2 separate regions of the Mus musculus genome follow, and region 2 is linked to region 1. The links are chromatin loops, found by intact Hi-C in ENCODE. Cell type or tissue: gastrocnemius. All regions are shown on one strand. Links, peaks and the distances in the headings refer to the core of each region. The heading gives the core; the rest is flanking DNA.

Region 1 (2,903 bases), core at 135-2,634:
TACTTATACCTATGGCCTACACTTATCCATCTTTGTAGTTGTTTTGAATCAGTCTCGGCAAATTGCCTAAGATGGCTTTGAACTGTGGTCCTCAGCCTCAGACCCCCCCAAGCTGGCTGGAAATTACAGCCCCGCAGACGCGGCCCCAAGCCTAGATCGCTCGGGTTACGAAGCCCGAGCTGCTTTCCCGTCACGACGCGCCGCCCGTACCAGTTCATGAGGCTGAAGTAGTCACGAGTGGGGTCAGGAGGCTGCAGAGCGCGGCAGTGTGAGCAGAAGAACTCATCCCCACACCCGACTTCCCTTGCGTGACCGCAGTTCCAGCACTGCGGTGCAATGCTCTTCCCCGCGGCGGCATTGCTGCCCAAAAGTCTCCTTCCCAGGAACCCTGCCAGCCGCACCTCCCACACACCCAGCAGGGCACGGGCTCCGCATCCCCACATTGGGACGGCCGCTCGCTGACCTAGGTAGCAAGACCCGAGGGAAAGGAGGAAAGACCGTCTCGCTGCTGATTGGTTAAGGGAGTCGAGGAGGCGGGATTAGCCGCGGGAAACCAAGACGTCGAGTCCCGTTCTGCATGTTAAACTACAACTCCCAGCAAGCCTTGAGACTAATCGCGGCAGTCATCTTCGGGCTTTCTTACTGGTCCTGCCGGGGAGGAAGGCTTTTTGATTGGTTGAGGGTGGAGTTTGTATCCGTAGGTTTAGCGCCACTCCACTGGCGGAGGCTGTGCAGTGTTTGCGGCTCCTGGTGGTCTCACGCGGTGAGTCATAAGTGGGAAACTTTAAGTGTTTGAGGAGTCGAATACCGTTCTCATGCTTCTTGTGCAAATGGGCCCTCTGCAGCTTCCGCTTTGTCTGCTTTCTTGTGCGAGCGAGGGGGCGCTGTGCATAGTCAATTCTTCCTTTTTATCTGCCCTTGGGGCGCGCGGGGGGGAAGCGGGGGGGAAGTTCACTTTCCTTGTTCCTTGTGAGCTGAAACAGGTCTGGGCACATAGGAAGGCACAACGCCGGGCTGTTCGTTGCCAGAGCGAAGTAGTTTTCATAACGAACATTATAAATGTTCATGCCAGCCCCTAGATGGCTTTCCCCAAATACCTACTGAGAACCCGATCTTCGCTGCTAGGCTCTGCAGGAACTGAAGAGGGTACGTCTGCATACTCAGCATACGTGAGGGGTAGGATGGCAAGGAATGGATAGGAGACAACCAAGCCATTCTCAGCTTCTGTACATGAAGGAAGATGGTGTAATGCTTTGTAAGTGGCCTCTGGAATTCTATTCATAATCCTGGGATTTTGCTATGGTCACTTTTTTTTCTCCCCACTCATGAATGGGCCTGTCTTTCATTTTGAGGTGGTCATAATGTGCCCGTTCCTTTAAATTTCTTTATGTATTTTTTTTAATCACGTGTCTAAGTCTGTGCAGTGCGCACGGGGGCCAATAGAGGGCATTGTATCACCAAGAGCTGGAATTACAGGTGTTTGTGATCTTTTGGATGTGGGTGCTGGGAACTGTACTCTTGACTCCTTAACTGTCTTCATTTTGTATGTTTGACAATACTGGGAGTGGGATCCAGTACTTTGCTTCTGTTGGAGAAGTGATGAACCATCTACCATTGAGTTATAGCAGCCACATGACTAATTTTGGGTAGAGATTTACTTTACTTTTAATTATGTTATCTGTGTGGGAAAGTGCAAGTGTGAGCTCTGGTGATTGCAGAGGCCAAGATCCACTACAGAGCCACTGACTTTGGAGTTATAGGAAACCTCGAGCTGCCAGATTTGGTGCTGAGAACGTAGGGAAACTTGGGTTCTGCAAGAATAGTATGTGCACTTTCCTGCCGAGTCCTCTCCTGCTCCCTCCCCTTCTCCACTCTCGAATCCAGAGCCTTGTTCCTTATTGTTGGACTCTTGTTTTCGAGGTCGGATATGAAGAGTCATCATCAGTCCCACAGCAGCACCTCCTCGAAGGCTCATGACAGTGCTTCCTGTTCACAGTCCCAGGGTGGCTTCAGCCAGCCCCAAGGCACTCCTTCTCAGTTGCACGAGCTCTCACAGTATCAGGGTTCGTCCAGCTCCTCTACCGGCACAGTGCCGTCCTCCAGCCAGTCCTCGCACTCCAGTTCTGGGACTCTGAGCTCGCTGGAGACAGTGTCTACCCAGGAACTCTGTTCTATTCCTGAGGACCAAGAACCTGAAGAACCTGGTCCTGCCCCTTGGGCTCGGCTATGGGCTCTTCAGGATGGATTCTCCAATCTAGGTAAGGCACTTTGTTATATGATATAGTGTGTGTTCAGAGAAACAGTTAAAGAAGGTGGTTAGGAAAAAAAAAAAGAAGGTGGTTAGGTTGTTGCAGCAGAAGTCTCAGGGCCCCTGTGGTAGAGTTTATCTCCTCCTGGTGGCCCTGTTCATACTGAAGATCAGATTTAGGCCTTACACATAGTAGAGAGCTCTTACATTGAACTACATCCAAGGTCCTATCCCTGGCTACCTTATTTTTATTTTTAAATAGAATCTTGCTAAATTTCATAGGCTAGCCTCAAATTTTTCTTTTTTCTTCAGAAAAAAGATTCTATTGTAGCCTGAGTTAGCCTTGAACTCACTATGTAGCTCAGCCTGGCTGTGAACTTTTGATCTTCCTGCCTCTACTTCCTAAGTGCTGGGTTTATAGGCACACATTTTTATCAGGCTCTACTAGTTTGTTTGTGAGACAAGGAATTCTGCAGCCCAGGTGGGCTTGGAACTCACAGTGTAGTTCCTTGGGGCCTTGAACTTGCATTGATCTTGTCTCAGTTGGGATTACACATATCGACCATATGTGGTTCAAATTTATTCATTTGAATGTGGAGACCTAGCTCATTCTGAGACAGTTTTGAAAGATACTTGTATTAGTCAGGGTTCTCTA
Region 2 (2,903 bases), core at 90-2,589, 61 kb before region 1:
GGCTCAGCAGTTAAGAGCACTGGCAGCTCTTCTAGAGGACTGGACTTGATTCTCAGCACCCAGATGGCAGCTCACAAATGCCTGTCACTCCAGCCCCAGGGGATGGTACACCCTCTCCTGGCCTGTGAGCAGAACGTGCACACAGCACACAGACAAGCAGGCAGGCAAACCACCCATATACACCGAAGAAATTAAAAGGTTCAAATTTGTCTTAGAGAAAATTACAAATTCAAACAATGGAGTTGAAGGGGTTTGCAACCCCATAGGAAGAACAATATTAGCCAACCAGACCTCCTGGAGCTCCCAGGGACTAAGCCATCAACCAAGGAGTACACATGTCTCCAGCTGCATATGTAGCAGAGGGTGGCCTTGTCAGACATTAATGAGAAGAAAGGTCCTCGGTCCTATGAAGGCTAGATAGATGCTCCAGTCCAGTGTAGGGGAATCGAGGGCAGGGAGGTGGGAGTGGGATGGGTGGAGGAACACCCTCATAGAAGCAGGGGGGATGGGATAGGGGTTTCCGGGAGTGGGGAAAACAGGGAAAGGGGATAACATTTGAAATGTAAATAAAATATCCAATTTTTTTTTTAAAAGGAAATGTCAACAGCAGAGGTGACAAGAATGAACAAGATTCTACCCACACTGGGGGTGGGAAGGATGCTTTCATAAGAGAGAGAACCTAGCTTGCCCCTGGCCCCTCAGGATGCTGAACAGGTAGCACCTGGCAGCAATCTGGTCCCCACATTCAGTAAATCTGCCCATGTCACACAGTTCCCCAGGTACTGTGCAGGCAGCACCCTAACAATGAAGACTCACTGCTCCCAAGGTCACATGTGAATCAGCTCCCATAGTGGAAGAAAACCACCCAAACCTCTTACGGAGGATTCTGTGGATTTTTGGTTTTTGTTTTGCTTGTTTTTGTTTTTTTTTTTACTGTTTCCTGGGATGGGCCTGGCTCTGAGTAGCATCAGGGAACCAAGGGCTGCCTCAGGTAGGGGCTTCTAGCCGCAGCCCTCCTCACCTGCATGCCGTGGTAGCCCTTGCCCGAGTAGGCCATGAGCAGCACAATTTTTCGCTTTGGCAGCTTGCGTGGGGGCTCTTCATCCTCGCCGCCCTTGACCCTCTTTGCAGGATGCTCCGTCTCCTCCCAGACCCAGCCACCTCGGCCCTTCCTGTCCGGTTGGTGTGAGGCCAGCGCTGGTGGCACCTTGTTTCCAGCCATAGGCGGCAGGCTGAGAAAAACAGGCATGAGTGACCAAGGTGGTAAAAGCGGTTTAAAAAAAAAAAAAAAAAAAACAGAACCCTGCTCTGCCTGCCTCAGCGGTCTCTGAAAGACCTTGCCCAAAGACAAACCAACCAGCCTGGTTCATCAATGACAAGAGTGACTGAGGTTGGACAACAGCGGCAACTCGGGCGGAGTTTGAACTGGACACACAGGGAGGCAGTGCTCTGGCGGGGCAGTACAAGGCAGCGATGGAAACAAGACACAGGTAAGCAAGGAGAGGCAGACAGCTCAGGACAGTCTTGGGTTCTCAGTACAGAGGTCTCAGTACAGAGGTCGCGGAAGTCTTTACCCGGGCACGCGCGGGCCTGGGCGCGCCGTCCACCGTCCCCAGTTTCTCAGCAGTGCGGCCCACAGGCGGGGGAAGCCCATGCGCTGCGGGGTGGCGGGCACCGACCCCGGACCTCAGCGATCCCCTCCGAACTCTGCAGCCCCGAAATCCCTGCCCTGTCTTCCAGATGTCTTGGCTCTGACCCTGCGGCGCCCCAGATCCTAGGCTGACCTGTGACCCCCGCAGCCCCTGCCCACCCCCATCCAACACCACCACCCCGTCCTTAGAGATCGCGCAGCCGGCGCGCTCGAGGAGGGAGGAAAGTCCCGCCGGACCCACTCACGGCGCCGCGGAACCCCCGAAGCTGACCACGTGCACGAAGGCGGAAGCGGGCAACGTTGGAAGGCGGCCGAAGGCGGACAAAAGTCTTTCTGGGACGCGCCTAGCGGGGTGGACCCAGTGGGTGGGGCTTCCCACCAGGATCCAAGCCAGTCTAGATGCCGTTTTCCAGAGAGGGGAAAGGCTCTACGTCGGCGTGGCTTGAAAAGTGAAACAACCTCATTAAAATGTGCAGGTTAGGAATGCACCAGGGAGCCACTCAGCAGGTAATAACTGCAGATGCATAGATAGTCCCAGCACCGACTCAGTGCTACTGAGCAGGCCCTTGCCTGGCCCATGGCACCAACCCTGGCATTGGGAGGTCACAGATGCTCTCGCAGTTACACCACTGGCTTTGTGGTGTGTGGACCATCAAGTTTCCCAGCATTTGTTATTTCCAGAAGCTGCTCCAATTTCCGGACGCTGTTGTGTTTAATGACATAAAACCTTCTCATTATGTAGCCCTGACCCGCCTGGAAATCTCTCTCGTATATATCCTCCCAGATGCTGGGATTAAAGGTGTGTACCACCATACACAGCTCCTGTCCTCCAACTTTTGGCAACCCTCCAGCCTCAGCCTCCCAAGAGCTGGGATTACAAATGTGAGTCACCACATCTGACTTCACACGTTACTCTTATTTTTCTAATTTTGCCAAAGAGTGATGCACAAACAACATGAAACCTGGACATGCAGCCATGGGCACCTAAGCCCCAGTTCCTTCTCTGTGACTTCATTCCCCCCATTTTCAGGCTGTCTGATTCACCCTGAGCATTCTCACCTTTGAGAATGTATGTACCTTTGTCACTCTTCCAGAGATGAGGAGTTTTGCCAATCCCTGCTTCCATCCTTGCAGCCGCTCGTCCTTCCTACACCCATCTGGCTGACCCGGGATACTCCCCTGCTCAGACTCTTGGCTTCATTAGGTTTAAAGCCACACACGGAGACTTGGGGAACTGGGCTGGACACTTCTG

Evidence for each region. Hi-C counts contacts between places; a loop is a spot of excess contacts. Peaks named below come from ENCODE experiments on the same cell type or tissue, not always from the same donor. Only the 100,000 strongest peaks of a DNase experiment are listed, where the experiment ranks them.
Region 2: a loop joins it to region 1, with 4 times the contacts of the local background. A loop is called at or near these places in 12 of 42 quality-filtered maps.

Annotation. Positions count from the first base shown.
Region 1 is chr5:110,839,286-110,842,188 of GRCm38, forward strand. It overlaps Hscb (HscB iron-sulfur cluster co-chaperone), which reads right to left and starts at 492. Exons shown (of 6, transcript NM_153571.2): 1 at 211-492. The coding sequence starts at 443. Chek2 (checkpoint kinase 2) reads left to right here and starts at 698. Exons shown (of 15, transcript NM_016681.4): 1 at 698-763; 2 at 1,921-2,258. The coding sequence starts at 1,928. In gastrocnemius, for the core only: CTCF peaks have their summits at 833 and 1,445 (motif pointing right); DNase peaks (open chromatin) are centred at 538 and 1,429; H3K4me3 peaks cover 1,425 bases; H3K27ac peaks cover 1,040 bases.
Region 2 is chr5:110,778,666-110,781,568 of GRCm38, forward strand. It overlaps Pus1 (pseudouridine synthase 1), which reads right to left and starts at 1,931. Exons shown (of 6, transcript NM_019700.4): 1 at 1,575-1,931; 2 at 1,022-1,232. The coding sequence starts at 1,654. Gm15559 (predicted gene 15559) reads left to right here. Exons shown (of 2, transcript NR_152254.1): 2 at 1-595. It overlaps Gm26515 (a long non-coding RNA gene), which reads left to right and starts at 1,228. Exons shown (of 2, transcript XR_389515.4): 1 at 1,228-1,490; 2 at 1,841-2,399. In gastrocnemius, for the core only: no CTCF peak of the experiment used is centred there; DNase peaks (open chromatin) are centred at 1,154, 1,680, 1,974 and 2,469; H3K4me3 peaks cover 1,945 bases; H3K27ac peaks cover 1,536 bases.